Linked DNA regions of Homo sapiens: region 2 is linked to region 1. Evidence: chromatin loops called from intact Hi-C (ENCODE). Cell type or tissue: gastrocnemius medialis. All regions are shown on one strand. Links, peaks and the distances in the headings refer to the core of each region. The heading gives the core; the rest is flanking DNA. Region 1 has its middle 33 kb from the start of LINC01504. Region 2 overlaps LOC101927108 (a long non-coding RNA gene).

What was found. Peaks named below come from ENCODE experiments on the same cell type or tissue, not always from the same donor. Only the 100,000 strongest peaks of a DNase experiment are listed, where the experiment ranks them.
Region 2: a loop joins it to region 1, with 22 times the contacts of the local background. A loop is called at or near these places in 105 of 110 quality-filtered maps.

Annotation. Positions count from the first base shown.
Region 1 is chr9:72,267,325-72,277,312 of GRCh38, forward strand. It overlaps the pseudogene LOC100289320. Among named protein-coding and RNA genes, the nearest start is that of LINC01504, 33 kb to the right of the region's middle. In gastrocnemius medialis, for the core only: a CTCF peak has its summit at 4,744 (motif pointing left); no DNase peak of the experiment used is centred there.
Region 2 is chr9:72,035,124-72,045,111 of GRCh38, forward strand. LOC101927108 (a long non-coding RNA gene) reads left to right here. Exons shown (of 5, transcript XR_001746719.1): 2 at 281-396. Among named protein-coding and RNA genes, the nearest start is that of C9orf57, 20 kb to the right of the region's middle. In gastrocnemius medialis, for the core only: a CTCF peak has its summit at 4,015 (motif pointing right); DNase peaks (open chromatin) are centred at 4,008 and 6,908.

The DNA of each region.
Region 1 (9,988 bases), core at 690-8,689:
CCATGTTCCCTCCCACAACATGTGGGAATTCTGGGAGATACAATTCAAGTTGAGATTTGGGTGGGGACACAGCCAAACCATATCACCAAGGTAACATATTTTGGGGTACTGTGTCCAGAACCCCATTAATAGTTCATGACAAAGTTTGTCTGAGTGCGGTGCTGACTTCTTGTCTCCTATTTTGTGATCAAAGTTGATCTTCCCTGGTTGATCAAACTCCTGGGGAGGGGATTGATGACAACTGAGTTCCTTTTGGAGTTTCTATCTTTAGGCAAATAAGAGGAGTTCAAAGAAAGCTTCTCCTTGCATTTGCTACTTTTCAAGTGCTTTCCGCTCAAACTAATCCCTATGCCAGAGAGACATGTTTTAGAGTGGCATATTCTGCCATCTTTGTTCCCTGTTGCACAGATCAGGAAACAGGTTCAGAAAGGCTACACCACTAGTAAGCAGAAGATTCAACCCAAGCTTAGCCACGCCCAAAGCCCAGGTTCTTTGCATGCCACTCCACTGCCCCCCAGTAAGTCAAGACATTTCACCAGCTGAGATTTTTATGCTAATTTGGAACTTTCCATAAAGTATCATATTATCATTCTGTATCTTTACAGTAAAGTTCAAATGATTTAAAAATCACCATAAACAAAATTGAAAAACAATTGACAATTTGGGCTAAAAATACAGTTCATATCACAGAGTAATTTTTTTTCTTTTTTTTTTTTGAGACAGAGTCTCGCTCTCACTTACGCTGGAGTGCAGTGGCATGATCTTGTCTCACTGCAACCTCTGCCTCCCAGGTTCAAGCGATTCTCCTGCCTCAGCCTCCTGAGTAGCTGGGATTACAGGAGAGCACCACCACGCCTGGCTAATTTTTGTATTTTTAGCAGAGACGGGATTTCACCATGTTGGTCAGGCTGATCTCGAACTCCTGACCTCGTGATCCGCCCACCTTGGCCTCCCAAAGTGCTGGGATTACAGGCGTGAGCCACCGCACCCAGCCGTAATTTTGTAAATGTCTAATATCTGTAACTCATAAGAAAATGTCCAATGTTTTTAAAAATTGGTCAAAGAATATGAATAGAGTGTTCACGGAAGAGGAAATACAACTGATTCTTAATAGATAATGATGTTCATTTCCACTAATAATAAGAGATTTTTAAATTAAAAAGGGAACTACCAATTTTCAGCCATCAGTTTGTTAAACTCCTAAAATGATAATCTCATAATTGGAAGAAACATATTCCCTCATATGCTGCCAGTGAGACTGTAAATTGGAACAATCTCTGAAACGGGAAATTTGGTAACAACTCTCAAAAATAAAGATATTCATGTCCTTCACAAGCCCCCAGTAGAAATGGGAAAAGTTCCCTTGTCCCCCTCGTAAGGCATGTTATGGGGATGTGGCTTGCTTCTTCAGTGCCCTGCTGCTCAAACCTCTAGAGGAGCATACAGAATGGCAGGCTGTGGGGCTGCAACCCCACTGCAGTGTCTAGGGGTGAATGTTTACGACTCCTAAGAAGCCCCAGTGGCGTGTGTTACAGGGTGCCCTTTTAGCTTTGCTCTTTTAATTTCACCGTCTGTAGGTGGCTTGTGTTAACCAGCTTAGTTAAACTCTACTTTGTCACAAGCACAGAAAGCTTTCTGTATCCTGGTTTCTTGCCTTGGTGTACTGGAGGAATCAGATCACACCTGGGCTTGGAGAATGAGTGCAAGGTTTTACTGAGTGGAGGTAACTTGGGGGAAGTCAGAAGGGGATATAGTGGGAAGGTTTTCCCCTGGAGTCGGACTGCTCAGCAGCCTGGGCTCTCCTCTGACTGCCCCAGCAAAACTCCTCATTGTTCTGTTGGTGACTGTTGGTACATTCCTCTTGACATCCAGCCACCCATGCGTTCCTCCATCTATGTGCTCAACATCCAGCAGCTTGTATGTCTGTCTTGCTAGGGTCTCGGGTTTTTATAGACACAGGATGGGGGTGTGGCAGGCCAGGGTGGTCTTGGGAAATGCAACATTTGGGCAGGAAATGCCTGTCCTCATCTAGGTCTGTGGGGGTGGAGTCCTAGACAGGGACCATGCCCTCCTCTACCCAGCACTTCCTTTCCTTGCTTTCATATCATTTAAAGGCATCATGCTCTTTCCTTCCCAGTACTTCCATATCACACTGAGGAATTTAGTCTATACACAAACACAAGAATATTTTCGTAACTATAATAGCAAAAAATTGGGAGTGACCTAAAAGTACACCAACAAGGCACTGGTTAAATACCATGCAGTGGCTGGGCACAGTGGCTCATGCCTGTAATCCCAGCACTTTGGGAGGCCAAGGTGGGCGGATCACTTGAGGCCAGGAGTTCAAGACCAGTCTGGCCAGTATGCTGAAACCCCGTCTCGACTAAAAACACAAAAATTAGTTGGGTGTGGTGTCACATGCCTATAATCCCAGCTACTTGGGAAGCTGAGGTAGGAGAATCGCTTGAACCTAGGAGGTGGAGTTTTCAGTCAGCCAAGATCATGCCACTGCACTCCAGCCTGGGTAACAGAGGGAGACTCTATCTTGAAAAAAAATAACAATAATAATAATTAATTTTAAAAAGATTTTTGGCAGGGTGCAGTGGCTCACGCCTATAATCCCAGCACTTTGGGAGGCCGAGGTGGGCAGATTACCAGAAATCGGGAGTTCTAGACCAGCCTGACCAACATGGAGAAACTCTACTAAAAATACAAAATTAGCCAGGTGTGGTGGCACATGCCTTTAATCCCAGCTACTCAGGAGGCTGAGGCAGGAGAATCACTTGAACCCAGGAGGCGGAGGTTGCGGTGAGCTAAGATCCTGCCATTGCACTCCAGACTGGGCAAGAAGAGTGAAACTCCGTCTCAAAAAAAAATAAAAAGTTTTTTAAAAATACCATGTAGTACTACGTAGTTATTTAAAATTTCCCAAAGCAGTAGCCTTTGGAGAGAGTAGCAGGGAAACTTACATTTCGCAGCATTCTCTTTTGTATGTGTACCATTTAACTTTTGTACTGAATGTATGTATTGCTTAATTTTAAAAATACATATATTATTTTATTTATTTTTTGAGGCAGGGTCTCACTCTGTTGCCCAGGCTAGAATGCAGTGGTGCAATCATGGCTCACTGCGGCCTCAACCTCCTATGCTCAAGCGATCCTCCCACCTCAGCCTCCTGAGTAGCTGGGATTGCAGACATGTGTCACCATGCCCAGATAATTATTTTTTGCTTTTTCTGTAGAAATGGGGTCTTGCTATGTTGCCCAGGCTGGTCTCACATTCCTGGGCTCAAGTGATCCTCCTGCCTCAGTCTCTGAAAGTGCTGGATTACAGGCATGAGCCACTGCGCCTGGCCAAATATATGAATTTTTAAAAATGAAAAGTAAAACTAAGATTGAAGTAGTAACAATTGCCAACACTTAATGTGGTGGTTATTCTATAGGCCAAACATTGTTCCAAGAGATTTATTGGATCAACTCATAAAATTTTCACAAAAATTAAATGGGAAAGATCTATTACTATTTTAATCGCACAAAGAGAGAAACCAAGGTCCACAGAAGTTAAATAATTAGGTTGGATTCCAGGCCAAATAAAGGACATTAGTGGGACAATTGGAAAGATTTGAATAATGTTTGTTGATTAGATCAGGGATCTGCAAGCTTTCTTTGTAAAGGGCCAGAGAGTAACTATTTTAGGCTCTGTAGACCAAACGGTGAGAGAACCTTGGCAGGTCTCTGTCACAAGCAGTAAATTCTGCATGTGCAGCACAAAAGCAGGCACAGACGTGTGAACAAATGAGCATGCTGAGTTCTGATAAATCTAGTGTATGAACATTGAAACGTGAATATCATATAACTTTCATGTGTTAAATAGTGCTTAACTGGCTGGGTGCGGTGGCTCATGCCTGTCATTCCAGCACTTTGGGAGGCCGAGGCCGCTGGATCACTTGAGGTCAGGAGTTCGAGACCAGCCTGGCCAACGTGATGAAACCCCATCTCTACAAAAATTAGCTGGGCATGGTGTCACACGCCTGTAATCTCAGCTACTCAGGAGGCTGAGGCATGAGAATCGTTTGAACCCAGGAGGCGGAGGTTGCAGTGAGCCGACATCGTGCCACTGCACTGCAGTCTGGGCAACAGAGCAAGAAGAAAGAAAAGAAAGAAGGAAGGAAGGAGAGAGAAAAGAAAGAGAAAGAGAGAAAGAAAAAGAAAAGAAAAAAAGGAAAGAAAGAAAGAAAGGAAAGAAGGAAGGAAAGAAAGAGCTTAACTATCTAAAAGCATTCTTACCTAGGGCGCCCTGCAAAAATAGATGGTGGGCTGGATTTGACTGAGTTTCAGGCCAAAACTTGCTACCCCCTGGGTAAGATAACGGTATTGGTCATCGCACTCTGGTTATGTAAGAGAATGTCCTTGTTTTCAGAAAATACTACACACGAAAATATTTACAGTGAAAACGTCATTCTGTTTCTAACTTGTCTGCCAAGTGGTTGTCTGGCCTCCGCTTGCACAGCTCCCTTGATGAGGAACTCATTTTATTAAGTGGCTTATTTTCTTACAGGACAACATAAAAAATTATTTACCAGATAAAAAATATATATGCTTCCATGTGAGACAAATGCTAGAATAAATACAATTATTTTAAAGTGAATGAAATTGGTCTTTTGATAACAAGACTAAAAAATTGGCGTTTTTCAAGTGCAAGGTGAGATTGCAAGCAGGCCAGCCAATGTTTAACTAGTACTCCACCTAGTGGCCAAAGCTTGAATGAACGACTGTGGAATGACCAGTCTCCCTCCAAAAGGGCCAAGGGCAGAGGAAAAAATAAGTTAAATTAACTTTATTTTGACAACCAGTAGAATAGAAATTCATGATTTTAAATGTACAAAACAAGTAGTGATTATTTTTCTAGCAAGAAACTGGATGTATTTTTTCTTATGTGAGGAAAATAATTTCCTAGGTTGAACCCAAATTCTACAATAGATCAGTTGTAAATAAAATTATATTCTCAATGAAAACAAATATTGCTTACTTAATTCCTTCGTGAAGACAATTTTACAAGGAAAAAACCACAAAATTATGAACTTCCAAATGGCTTGCTTGAATCACCTCAGCTCCTTAAGATAAAAGGCAAAGATTTGTCCATTGGAAAGCTATCTCTAACTTGTGGAAATACGAGAAAATAATGAATGTCCATGAACATATTAAAGTTAACTTAGGAAGTTTCAATGTAATTCAAAGCATTTTACATATTCACCAAATATGAAATTCAACAACACTGCTTACAGTTGGCCAATTATTTTAGATTCCTATGGACACATACATGATTCAAACCACACAGCTTGCTCTAGCTTATATAAACCAACTACAAGTTAATGGGCATCACCCCTCTTCCAGGATTACATAGTCAGGTGAAATCATCAGCGGGGAAATTGGGCAGATGGTGCTATAATGGTTCCATGACAGATGTTAAGAGTCAAGGCTTGGAAATCTAGAATCTCAGGTTTGGAAGGGCACTCTAAAGATCACCTTGCTTGGCCAGCTGACTGATCTTTGAATCCCTTTTTTGACATTTTCAGCAATGAATATTCAATCTCGTTTAAGCCCTGAGAGTGATGGGCAGCTCAAGACTATGTCCCAAGGTTCTTTCCATTCTTGCCAAGTTGGAAAATCTCTTGAGTAGCCAGAATTGTTCTTGCAGACTTTCACCTCTAACCCGCTGATACGCCTTTCAAGAGCAAGTCTACCATGTCTGCTTATGAAAGTCTTCACATATTTGAAGAAAACTACTATGTCCCACTGAAGCATTTAAAAAAATCTGGATGAAGTATTTTTAGTTCTTCATATCTCACTGTTTTATTATCTACTTAAACCTTTCATTCTTTTCCACATTGGTCTCTTAAGTCATTCATCTACTCATCAATTTTTTCATTAGTATTTATAGATCCAACTGTTGGAGTTTTCTTCTACCTCTATTGAATTGCATGTTCCTAAAGTAAGTCCATCCTTTTAACCCACTGAAGTCTTCGGATCCAGAATTTTTCTATGCTCACTAGATTTGTATCATTTCAAGTTTAAGTCTATCTCTGTTCATCCATAGGGAGCAGTCACTAGAATTTTCCCAAGCTTTATTTAATCCTCATAACAACCTGTTATTAAGTGAAGATATCTTGAAAGTGATAGTGATTGACAGTCAGGCAATAGTTAATCCATTTTATAGAGAAAATAAAAAGCAGGCGGCCAAGTGAGTCATTCAAAGATGGTGTCCAATGGACCATGACTCTCAGTTTTCATGCCTACTCCCAGTGTGGTCCTCTTTTACATTAAACCTGGGCTTGACCTGTGGCTCAACTGGTAACACTGTCTAGGTTGAATGTGATTTTTTTTTTTTTTTTGAGATGGAGTCTCGCTCTGTCGCCCAGGCTGGAGTGCAGTGGCGTGATCTTGGCTTGCTGCAACCTCCGCCTCCGGGGTTCAAGCAATTTTCCTGCCTCAGTCTCCCGAATAGCTGGGAATACAGGCACATGCCACCATGCCCGGCTAATTCTCTGTGTGTGTGTGTGTGTGTGTGTGTGTGTGTGTGTGTGTGTGTGTGTGTAGTTTCAGTAGTAGAGATGGGGTTTCACTGTGTTAGCCAGGATGGTCTCGATCTCCTGACCTCATGATCTACCTGCCTTGGCCTCCCAAGAGTGTGATTTTTAATTGCCTTTTGAGTCAAATCATTCAGCTGGTAATAGATGAAACTTATGTTCTCCTTGCTAAGAAATGATGAACACAACCACAATACTAAACAATGGTATGAATGAAGCAGAATTGGGAATTATTTTGTGGGCAAAATGTAAATTAGAGCACATCTGAATGTTTTATTCAATCACAATATATCCCAATGTTAAACTTAGAAAGTGAATAAAGCATATTAAATTGATTTGTCTCTGCAAATTTTAGAGCGTATGACTAGATTTGTACATATCTGAAGAGTCATTAACAGTGCCAATCAATCCAATTATATACATTTTACAGGCATCTTGCTGTGAAAATAATTGAACACAACTATTTTGCTTCCCTAAAATTATTATATCTTTAAGTCAATAAATATATTTTCACATTTTAAATTCATGGGGACTTTTTTTCTGCCCATAAAGAGAAGAGATTAATAAATATATTGATAATCCTTGGAAGGAATTTGTCTTTAAGGGGAAAAAAGCTATCTGATTTGCCTCTATTTTATTTGAAGACAGAGCTGAGTTTGCCTGAAGGCATGTAGAAATTTACAGCTTCTGGATCAAAGAGAGGTCATGATGTAATCAGGACTGTTTGATGCAAGTAACAGCAACTGACCAGGGCTATCCAAAATCAGCTCTCCACTTCCAGAGGACGTGCCAGTACTGAATGCCTCTTCTATCGCTGGGTACCATAACCATGTGGTACACGGTGAAAGATGCTAACTGCCCTTCAACTCTGGTCCCTGGGCATTGGATTAACCAGCTTGGGTCATGTGCTCCCACCTCCATGATGGGCGTGAAGGAGGAAGACTTCATCCTGATATTCTTTGGTAAGAGTTGAGGTACCACATCCCACGGACACCACACAAGGTGGAGGATTCTTGCAAATTAAAAAAGGGGGGTTGGATGTGGGGACAGCCTGAATTAAAATAAAAGCTGGTTACAATATTCATCTCTACAGTGCCGGTGGTTTTGACTTAACGGCCCTGCTCTGACCTGCATCTCCCAGAACAACATTTTTTTTCTTCACATGAACTGTCCTGCCCCAGTGTTTCTTCCTGCCCAAGCCTGTCCCATTATATTACCTAAGTATTCATGATTCATCACTAACTCTTCCTCTACCCCGCACCACCCCCTCCACCACCACCACTACTATCTCCTTCCACTTCCAGTTGGATTTTTCTCCCCAAGTCATGGGAAATTCATCACTGGTATATGAAGAAGGAAGCACAAGAATGGGAAGGAGTGAGGCAGGGGCTATCTGCAGAGGAGAGTTCTTGTTCTTACTGGCAAGGCTGAAGCAGGAGAGATATGTGTTCTAATGCTCATGATAGGAAATCTGGGTGCAGGTCACTGCAGCTCTCAGCTCCTGCAGTGCAGCCACTGCCTGCCCCATCAGCTTCCCAGACCATGTCCAACCTCGAGCGCACCTTTATCTCCATGAAGCCACACGGTGTGCGGTGGGGCCTGCTGGGCAATGTCATGAGGCACTTTGAGCTGAAGGGATTCCACCTTTGGGCCTCTGAGGAACACCTGAAGCAGCTCTACCCTGACCTGAAAGACTGTCCATTCCTCCCTGGGCTGGTGAAGTACATGAACTCATGGCCATGGAGGAGGGACTGAGTGTAGTGGAGACAGGCCGAGTGATGCTTGGGAGACCAATCCAACGGATTCTAAGCCAGGCACCAGTGGCGGGGACTTCTGCATTCAGGTTGGCAGGGACATCATTCATGGCAGTGACTCAGTAAAAAGTGCTGAAAAATAAATCAGCCTATGGTTTATGGCTCCATGTCCCCAAATACCCTCAGCCCTGGGAAACCAAGACAGTTGATGGCACTACATATTTCCAAGGTCAGAGTCTGTGGGTGGGAAAAACTTAACCTGAAGAGCTGGTTGATTACAAGTCTTGTGCTTATGACTGGGCCTATGAACAAGAGGTGGACACAGCAGCGGTCTTCTTCAGCACTGCTTGGAGTGTCCCTGGACATGGTTCTTCATTCCATTGACTTGGAAGCAACAGGATTGATCATTCTTTTCTAAAGAATATTTACCAATAAAGCCTTTGGAAACTGGAAACAAACAAATAAACAAACAAAAAGGAATCTGAATGCATATGTGATGTAAATGGGTCAAAGATGGGCCCTGTTTCTTGGTCCTCATGTGTTGAACTTCTTCGCAGCAGGCTAGGACCATGAACTCGAAGCCTGCCAGCACCAATTCAAATTTTTACACATATTACTTTAAATATAGCCCCAATAAGCCTATTTTTAGACCATTAGAGCCTGACTTCTTTGCACACCCCACAAAACTGCACCCAACACCTGTTAACCATATATAAGATACATTCTGTAGCTACTAAAAACCCCAACAGACCTGCTGCTCTTCAGAACTCTGACCCAGAGGCTCCCCACCTTGCTGCTGAGTGACACTGCCTAGACCCGTGTACCTCCTCTCCCATTTCCCTCTCCACTCAGTGCTCTCTTTCCCTCTTCCCTTCCAGGTGGTGGCCCCATGCCTGCAGCTCTCTCTAGATCAGCTCTTGGTAGGAAGAACACCCTTTCTTTCTTATGCAACCTTGTCACAGCACTATCAAATAAGCTTGTTGTGCAATATTGCCATCTCATCTTTTCCTTAATCAGTCCTGAAATTTACAAACTTACCACAGTACCTATCTTATCTTAACCATGATCCAGGACTAAATTTCAGCTATATCAAGGATTAATTAGGCTTCTGGAAACATAACCATCAGAAATATGTAGTGTCATCAACTGTCTTGGTTTCCCAGGACTGAGGGTATTTGGGGACACGGAAATTTTAGTACTAGAACTGGGAAGGGGCGCAGGCAAACCACAATGAATTGATCACCCTAGGAATAACTGTTTCTAATAACTGTTTCTTATAACTGCACCCCCAATTACTGATTTCAAGTCAACTTAGTGAGAACCTTTGGAGACAGACTGTTGGAAAGTATCTGTGCTCACTTTACTCAATGCAATCCAGCTTTTAAGTAGGGCCGGCTATGTGTATCTTAATATGATTTTCAACAGCTTCCCCTGGAAATCTTTATGTTCAGTAATATTTTACACAGACCAAAACTGGGATACCAAGGACGTCAAGAGAATATTCATGACTTGGCTAAGAGTCAAAGAAAGATTTTATGGTGACCCAAGAAAAGAGTCAATAAATAGCCAGTCTTTCTTTAGAAATTGTTCTTTAAAAGCTTGATTATTTCTGGTTTCTGGTCAAAATTTACTCCAGGAAGACTAGACA
Region 2 (9,988 bases), core at 609-8,608, 230 kb before region 1:
CACTCTCAACCCCACCCTCCAGCTCATTGCCTCCAGACCAATAACTATGGTCAGGTCTCAGCATAACCCAAAAAGGAAGGTTTAATATCTGCTATAGTAGAAATAGGTATTCACCAAAATAACTACAGAACTTGGCATGCAAAATATGTACTGTCTGGAACCAGCGGAGCATGTGCAGGAATGGTTTTGAGAGTACTGGGTTAGGGGAGGGTGGAAGAGCAAAATATAAAGCTGATTAGGGGAGAGTGAAATAACACTGGAATGCTCTTTCATGATTCAGGATTAAATGTTCTAGCAAGGAAACATGAAGCTGGTCCAACGTGCTGCTGGGATGGCTCCTTGAAGCTTGAACATGATGACCTTCAGCAAAGGAGGTGGAGATGTACAGAGGAGGAGGTTAGTAGGCTCAGAGAAGACGGCGTGATAGAATGGATTTATTGCATAAGACTACTTATTGCCGACTAGGTTTTCAAAGAGGGCCCAGGGGTACTCTTTTTATCAAAGAGATAAGGAATGTGCTGGTGAGGGGCGCCAGAATCACTGACAGCTCAGGGGTGTCTGTCCTCTGTAGGTTAGGGCTGATAATCTTAGGTGGTATTGCAAAACTGATCTCTTTTCTGGTGTCAATGGGAACAGTAAGATTTCAGAATGACAGAGACCAGTGGCAGTGCTTAAGCATCTGCATCAGATGCATGGAGACAAAATTATCATAATTAACAGTAAGCGTGGAGTGTCAAGTAGAGCACCTTGACCTGCAAGAGTCTATAATGATGGTTCACAGAGTTTGGTGTTCTTAGAGGTGAGGCAGATGGGTAGCCAACTAGGGTGATGCTTGAGTTATAGCCAGAAAAAAAAAAAAAGAAATGATGAGAGAAAGACTGATGTTAGTTACCACTATAAATTCTCTCTATCCTTGTTTTCATATTCGAGTAATTTTCAGACCCAAAGTCCACTTAGAAGGGACTATGGGGCTGGGCGCGGTGGCTCACGCCTGTAATCCCAGCACTTTGGGAGGCCAAGGCGGGCAGATCACGAGGTCAGGAGATTGAGACCATCCTGGCTAACACGGTGAAACCCCGTCTCTACTAAAAATACAAAAAATTAGCTGGGCATGGTGGCGGGCGCCTGTACTCCCAGCTACTCGGGAGGCTGAGGCAGGAGAATGGCGTGAACCTGGGAGGCAGAGTTTGCAGTGAGCCGAGATCGTGCCACTGCACTCCAGCCTGGGCGACAGCATGAGACTCCATCTCAAAAAAAAAAAAAAAAAAAAAAAAAGGACTGTGGGTCCTTGGAGGGAGGATTCTACAGCTCTCCAGCAAGTATATATAATACGTGGTCCTCTAATTCTCCCCCAAACAGAACTACATGCTGGGGAAGTTTCTATTGTGAACCCTGTCTAGGGCTGTTGGATACAGGATTTCAGCTGCAAAGTTTAAAGGAGAGCCATCATATCCCTGTTCAATTCAATTGCACGACCCCTGTAAAAACCAAATGGGCTGTAGCAATAAAGGTGGACTACCATAGATTTATACAAATGGCCCCAATTATAGCTGCTCCACTATATGTGGCATCTTTACTGTAACAGGTCTGGTACTTGGTATTTGGTTATTAACCTGGAGAATACTTTTCCCCCCATTCTGTCAGTAAAGGTGAGCAAAAGAGTTCACATTAATGTGGGAAGTATAGTAATGTACCTTCACTGAATTGGATCAAGGTTGTATTAAGCATCCTAATTTCTGAAATAAAATAGTCTTCATGATCCTTGATCATCTTGACATTTTGCAGCATATCATGATGGTCTGTTACCTCATTGATATTATGTTAATTGGATCTGGGGAACAGAAAGTAGCAAAGACTGTGGATGTTCTAGTTAGACATATGGGGTCCAAGATAAAATGAAAAAGATTCAGGGGGCTGCTGTATTGGTGAAGTTATTAGGGGCCCAGTTGTTAGAGATATGCTGGGACACCCACATATCTCCAGGAGAGAAAGAAATCATAGCATCGTGTACCCTCCACCACAAAGAGGATTAGTGGTTGTTCAGCATCTTTGGATTTCAGATGCAGCCAATTTTGAGTGGAGACCAGGGCAAGAAAGGACTTTATAGCAGGTTAGAGTCGTGCTGCAGTCTGCCCTGAGTCTTGTGCTAAATGACCCAGCAGGCCTAATGGTGCTAGAGGTACCCATGGTGGAAAGGATGCTGCTCAGTCTCCGGCAAGCTCCAATAGGGGAGGCACAGCAGAGACCCACAGTATTCTGGATACAGTCATGCCTTCTGAAGCAGAGAACCATGCACTATAGGAAAAGAAGCTCGATGAGGGTTATTGTGCCATTGTAGAGACTGAGTATCTAACTATAGGTTGTCAAGTGGCGATGAGAATGGAGATGCTCACCACGGATGGGGCATCGTCATAACCACTGAATCATAAGGAACTTTCGTAATTTATTGTATGATGAAAAATCGTTCATAAGGATCAGGCCCAAGCAGCTCCAGAGGGTATGTCACTTTTGTGGCACTAATGCCTCTTCCTCAGTTCACACACATGGCCTTACAACAGCTTCTGGATGATCCAGTGGTGGAAGAGGAAAACTCTTGCATCTGGTTCACAGATGGTTTGGCTTAGCATATGAAGGGAAGGAGAAAATGGACAGTTGCCACATTATAGTCTCATTCAGTATTGACCTTAAGGACAGAGTGTGGGGGAAATCCTCTCAGTGGACAGAGCTGCAACCGGCACACTTGGTTGTTCACTGTGTATGGAAGAAGTGGCCCGAGATTCAGATATGCATAGACTTCCGGCTAGGGGAGGATGGCATGGTTTGTTGACCAAGGGTGTGAAACTAGCAATATTAGAAGATTGGTGACATGTGGATTGCTATAGTACAGATGTTTGTGTCTCCTGAAAATTCACATGTTAAAACCCAGCGTCCAAGGTCATGGTATGAGAAGGTGGGGCCTTTGGGAAGTGATTAGGTAATGAAGGGGATTAGTGCCTTTATAAAAGAGACCCCAGAGAACTGGCTAGCCCTTTCTATCATGTGAGGACACAGTAAGAAGCCAACATCTGTGAACCAGGCAGCAAGTCCTCACAAGAAACGAGTTCCTGGGTTAGGTGTTTTCCATAAGGTACTTTTTTTTTTTTTTTTATAGAGTCTCACTCTGTTGCCCAGGCTGGGGTACAGTGGCATAATCTCGGCTCACTGCAACCTCCGTCTCCCAGGTTCAAGCAATCCTCCCAACTCAACCTCCCAAGTAGCCAGGATTACAAGCATGCACCACCACACCTGGCTAATTTATTTTTATTTTCATTTTTAGTAGACACAGGGTTTCACCAGTTTGGCCAGGCTTGTCTCCAACTCCTGACCTCAAGTGATCCGCCGGCTTTGGTCTCCCAAAGTGCTGGGATTACAGGCATGAGCCAACGCGTCTGGCCTTTCATAAGGCATTTTATTTAATTATCAGAACAATTACATGAGTAAATATTACAATCACAACAATGTTGATGAGAGAAGTTAGGCAACTTGCCAAGCTAGTCAGCTGGGTGGCTAGGATAGAATCCAGCTGTGGTCCTCAACAGTGCAAACACAATTCCCACTTGTTTTTTGAACTTAAGAGCTATGTAGCCTACTGGGTCAGGTGAATTTACTAGGACTCAGGAATCATCTTCCCTCATCTTCACTCCTTATTTTTTAACCTACATTTTACACTTTGTCCTCCTCAGTCAGACTGCTAACCTCCTTCACAGGCCGTGTTATTGAGTAGCTAGGATTACAAGCGCTCACCTCCATGCCCAGCTAAATTTTGTTTTTTGGTAGAGATGGGATCTCGCTATGTTGCCCAGGCTGGTCTCGAACTCCTGGGCTCAAGCGATCCTCCCGCCTCAGCCTCCCAAAGTGCTGGGATTACAGGACTTAAAGAGACAGTAAGTAGAACATCTTGGCCTGATAGGTCCAGGAAAAGAGCCAGGGCAACTATCAGCTTGGACTGTAGAGTGCAGTTACCACAATTGGCCACCAGATGGCAGAAGCACTCAGGGAATCGCGTCGGGAAGGCAAAGGATGTGCTGAAGGGCTTAGGGGAAGCCTCAGGCCCGAGATCCAGAGGTTAGCGCGTTCTCAGCAGGGAGGGCCAGTTGTTCAGGTAAATATAATTCAGACAGCTAGAATATGGGATGCGCTGGTGAGATTCAAACAGGCCCACTTTGGTTCTACCAGAAAGAGAAATAGGGAGAGTGAGCTGGAGATGGGATCATTGCAACAGAACGTTTCAAATGCTCAAGATCAAAACACAACATAAATAAGCTGGGAAACAGGCTGGATGCGCTCTGCAGGCAGGATGAGAACGAGAACGGGTGATTGGCATTCGAAGACAAGGTTGAGCTGTGAGTGAAATTCAGGGTAGGCTGAGCATCCAGAAGGGAGTGAACCTTGGTTATGCCTGGGACCATCTGCCCCATAGATGACCGTGTAGCGGACCGTATTTCATAGAAATGGCCCTAAACACATTTTGGGTCATATGTTTCCCAGAAGCTTAGTACTTCCCCGACAAGGGGTAGAGTCTAGGTACTCTCCCTGTGAGCCTGGGCAGGGCTTCCTGACTGCCTCAACTAACAGAGCACAGTGAAAGTGACATATATGACTTTCAAGACTCAGTCATAAACACGGTGCAGTTTCTGTACGGCTTCCTCTCTCTCAGGACCCTCACTTAAAAACCCCGAGCTACCATGTGAGGAGCCAGGCTACCTGGAAGCTGCCATGTTAGAAACGATGTGGAAGGATCACATATGTTGGGGCTCAGAAAATAATACCCCAAAATGGAGACCTCAGAAGCAGAAGTTTTTCTCTGTCACTCTCCTGCCCTCCTATCTCTCAGTCACATTCTCCCCTGAGGCCAGCCAAGGAAACGAACATCCCTCTTCCCCAACATGGGTTACAGCAGCGGTCCCCAGTCTTTTTGGCACCAGGGACCGGGACTAGTTTCATGGAAGACAATTTTCCCACGGAGTGAGGTGGGGATGGTTTCAGGATGAAACTGTTCCATCTCAGACTATTAGGCATTATGTAGATTCTCATAAGGAGCACGCGACCTAGATCCCTCCCATGTGCAGTTCACAATAGGGTTTGGCCTCCTGCGACAATCTAATGCCACCACTGATCTGACAAGAGGCAGAGCTCAGGCGCTAATGCCTGATCACCCACACTCACCTCCTGCTGTGTGGCCCGGTTCCTAACAGGCCATGGACCAGTATCGGTCAGTGGCCCTGGCATTGGGGACCCCTGGGTTATGTGAAACCAGAACTCCTTTTCCCTAAAGCTAGTCATAAAACCTAAAAATATTACTCTAATCTACCCCTCTGCCTTTCTGTATAAAAACTGGCCATAAAGAAATTATTTGGCTTATCTTGTTTGACTCTTGGTCATAAGACCCCCATTTCAGAGATGATCCTGCCCCATATACAGAAGGAAAGAATACTGCACAGAGAAGCCAAGAAGAATCTAGACAGACAGGCCTTACTCAGTCTATCGGCATTAGATCATTCCATTTTTGTCTAATCATATTTCCACATAGTCCATACTGTATTGGACCTAAGCAATAAAATGGACAATGTCCCCTGTATTTTTGAATCTTCATTCTAAAGGCTCCCACTATAATAATAGTCCTATACATAAAATAGTATGTATATGATTACCAAGAAATATAAAAATATTTTTAAAAGATATAATACATGTGCTTCTTTAATAATGTATTAAATAAGATAAAGTGTTGCCTATAATAACTACTGTAACTTTCAAGTGTTGGTGAGCATAAATGATATTTGGAGGTATCTGCACAACTGTGATAAAACAAACTTATTGGCCGGGTGTGGTGGCTCACACCTGTAATCCCAGCACTTTAGGAGGCTGAGGCGGGCAGACCACGAGGTCAGCAGATCGAGACCATCCTGGCTAACACAGTGAAACCCCGTCTCTACTAAAAATGCAAAAAATTAGCTGGGCATGGTGGCGGGTGCCTGTAGTCCCAGCTACTCGGGAGGCTGAGGCAGGAGAATGGCGTGAACCAGGGAGGTGGAGCTTGCAGTGAGCCGAGATTGCACCACTGCACTCCAGCCTGGGCTACAGAGCGAGACTCTGTCTCAACAACAAACAAAAACCCAAAAACAAACTTATTGCTATTTTTTTGGTAACAAAGTCACAGGTACTTCTAATATTTTCATGGCTTGCTGCTTTTATGCATTATGGAAGGAAAAGCTATGTTTCAGTTAGAAATGGGCGAAAATAAAGGAATAGTATTTTTTTTTCCCATCAAAGTTCATGGACAACTTCCCCTACATTCCCCAACTCCCACTGTTGAGAACCATGGGAAGCGGGTGCTTGCAAGGATCTCAGGGAATATTAACCAAGCCTGTCTTTGCAGACGGTGGAAGGGAAGGGAGTGACATTTGGTCCTTGCCCAAGGTCACATGGCTCTTTGGTGGCAAGGCATTTCCCTAAGTGTTCCCCTGCTCCTTTCCATTGTCTTTTCATTCTCCTTCCAGTACATCTGTCTGCTTCTCTCTTTCTCCATGGCTTTTTCTTCTTCTATGACTCTTCCTAGTCATAAAATGAAATGGAGATCTTTAAAACCAAAGCCATGTGTACACTCACTGCTTTCTCATTCTTATCCACAATTCCAGAGTTTTTTTATTGGGCCTCATTGTTCTCATTTACATCCTGTGACTTTTCACATGAGCCCTCTGCTTAGATCATAAATCCGTGTACATTCCTATATCTCACCCCAAGAACACGCTGCACTCTTGGTGGTGCACTCTTTTTTTTTTTCCATGTGTCTACATTAGCGTCTCTTTCACGTGCGGTCTGAGAACTACTTTTAGCAGAATCACCTGGCCCTCTGCCCAGCCTCATGACTACATGGGGGTGGGTGTTGAAAACTTGCATTTTATTAAGCTTCACTGACTGGTCTAATGGCTCTGAATGTTTGCGAAACACAGACCTGAGTCCTGCCCTTCCTGAAGGGCCACACTAGTTCCACCGACACTAGTTATTCTTTTTTTTTTTTTTTTTGAGACAGAGTCTCGCTCTGTCACCCAGGCTGGAGTGCAGTAGCGCGATCTTGGCTCACTGCAAGCTCTGCCTCCCGAGTTCACCCCATTCTCCTGCCTCAGCCTCCCAAGCAGCTGGGACTACAGGCACCTGCCACCACACCCAGCTACTTTTTTTGTATTTTTAGTAGAGACAGGGTTTCACCATGTTAGCCAGGATGGTCTCGATCTCCTGACCTTGTGATCCGCACACCTTGGCCTCCCAAAATGCTGGGATTACACACATGAGCCACCGCGCCCGGCCGATATAGCCTCTTCTAACCACAAGAGCCTCACTCCCCCTGGAGACTCCTACTTTTAGTATTGCTGCTTCTTGTATCCTATCCTGTTAGCATGATTCAAACGTTAAAGCCAAGAGGAAGAAGGAAGAGAATGAGGTGATGAATACTGGTCATGTACCGGATATTCTGCAAGGCTCAGTGACGCACTGTTGACCATGTTTCACAAGTAAGAAAATTAAAGTTTAAAATGTTGGGTAATGTGTTCAGGGTCACACAGTTAATAAACGGTGGAATTAAACTGCTAGCCTTGGTCTTTTTTTTTGTTTGTGCTCCAGTGCCTCTGTTCTCATGACACAGACTTTATTCAACATATCCTCAGGGTTGAGGCATAGCATCTTTGCATTTGCTGCATCTCAAAATATGTTCCTTTTTTTGCAATCATCTGGAATTGATCCTTCACAGATTTCTTTCTCATTTTCTACCCACTCCCTTTAATGTATGTCCTGCTAAAAGTTCTGTCGTGGTCTCTTCTCTTTTCTCACTCTTCATTCTAACCTCATTTTTTGCACCTATGTGCCAGATGCCTGAATCTATCTCAAGCCAGGATTTCCCTGTTGAGCTTCAAACCCATATGCCCCAATGCCTAGTGTCAGTTCCATAGGGACTAAAATCCAACTAGCCGGACTTTGTTCCTTGGCCTCACTTCCAAGCACCTTTTCTTACCAACCACTTCAGCTGCGGTAGCAGATTCTGTGGGAAGCCTCTTTCAACATGTTCTCCAGCCTGTATTTGGTGGACCTCCCCAGTGCAGAGGCTCCCATGATCCTTTTCTATTCTACCCCTTAATTTCTCAGGGCCCCAGGGCTTAGTCCTAATCCCTCTTTCCTTCACTCATTCCTTAGGTGGTCTCATTGAGTTTAAAGGCGTTTTCAAGCGTAGATTTTACTGATGGATCTCAAATATCTCTCTCTCCAGCCAGATCTCTCCCCTGGGCTTCAAACTTGCATATCCTATCACACATTAGCCATCTTCATAGGGGCGTCTAATCAGTGTTGCACACTTAATATGTCCAAAGAGAATACTGAGGTCCCTGCTGCCTGCTGTGCTCACCTTGCATGTGGTGCTTGACTGACCCTCCCAGCCCTTTCAGGTTTCTGCTCATAGACGCCTTGCTCTGCCCACCTGTCTCAAATAGACACCCACCATCACCCTAACCCACTTAATTTTATTTCCATAACATTTGCTTTCTGAAATTAGGTGATTTATGGTTTCTTGTCTCATTCTTCCACTGTAAGATCTCTGAGAGCAAGGACATGTTCACTGCTGCCCCCTGGTACCTAGCAGGGTTCTTGTACATAGGAAGCGCAAGCAGTATTTCTTACTTTTTGATGCTCACTGCCACTTTTCTAGCACAGGCCATTATTTCTCACCTGGCTTGCTGCAAAAGTCTAAATGCTTTCTTTGCTCCAGTTCCAATTATTTTCCAAGCTGAAGCCCATGTGATCTTTTGAAAACACAGAACTGTTTGTCTGCTGCCCTTTTCAGACCTTTCAGGGAGGTTCTGTCTTAGTTTGGTTGGACCTTCTGTCTCAAGCAACAGAAATGCCTGAGCTTGCTCAGGCAATATGAATTTTCTTTTTCAGCTCAGCATGGTCTTGGTCTCTCCCTGTGGTCACCAGACATGCCACGATTCTCTTGTACCTCAAAGGCCCTGGCGTACGTGGACCTCTCTATTTAGAAGCTGTATTATTCAGGGTTCTCCAGGGAGATAAGACTGATAGATGTGTGTGCATATATAGAGAGAGGGAGAGATATTTATTCTAAGGACTTGGCTCACATGATTGTGGAGGATGGGAAGTCCAAAGTCTGCAGGGTAGGCAGACAGGTTGGAGACGCAGAGAAGCACTGCAGTTTAAGTCTGAAGGCAGTCAGCTGGCAGAATTCCTTCTTTCTCAGGGAGGCAGTCATTTTTCTCTTAAGGCTTTCAACTGAATGAGGTCTCCCACCTTATGATGGGTAATTGGCTTTACTCAAAGTCTACTCATTTAAATGTTAATCTCATCTAAAAAATATCTTCACAGAGACATCTAGAATAATGTTTGACCAGACCTGGATATTGTGGCCTAGTCAAGTTGACACATCAGAAAACCTTTTCCCTCCAACCTCCGAACTCTTCTGGTTAATTTCTTTCAGATATTGGCTTAGATACCTCCTTTGAGAGCCTTTTATGACAACATGGGGGTAGGTGTCTCTTTTTTTTTTTTTTTTTTTTTGAGATGGAGTTTCACTCTTGTTGCCGAGGCTGGAGTGCAGTGGTGTGAGCTCAGCTCACTGCAACCTCCACCTCCCGGGTTCAAGTGATTCTCCTGCCTCAACCTCTTGAGTAGTTGGGATTACAAGCATGCACCACCATGCCTCGCTAATTTTTGTATTTTTAGTAGAGACAAGGTTTCACCATTTGGTCAGGCTGGTCTTGAACTCCTGACCTCAAGTGATCCACCTGCCTCGGCCTCCCAAAGTGTTGGGATTACAGGTGTGAGCTACCCCCCTTTTAAATAGTTTTACCAGCTTCTTAGTCCTTTTAGTCTTTTCTTCCTGTTCTCTCTTTTGAGCCCCATGGACTCCTCATACTTAAATCGCACAGATTTATTTTACTATATTACAAAA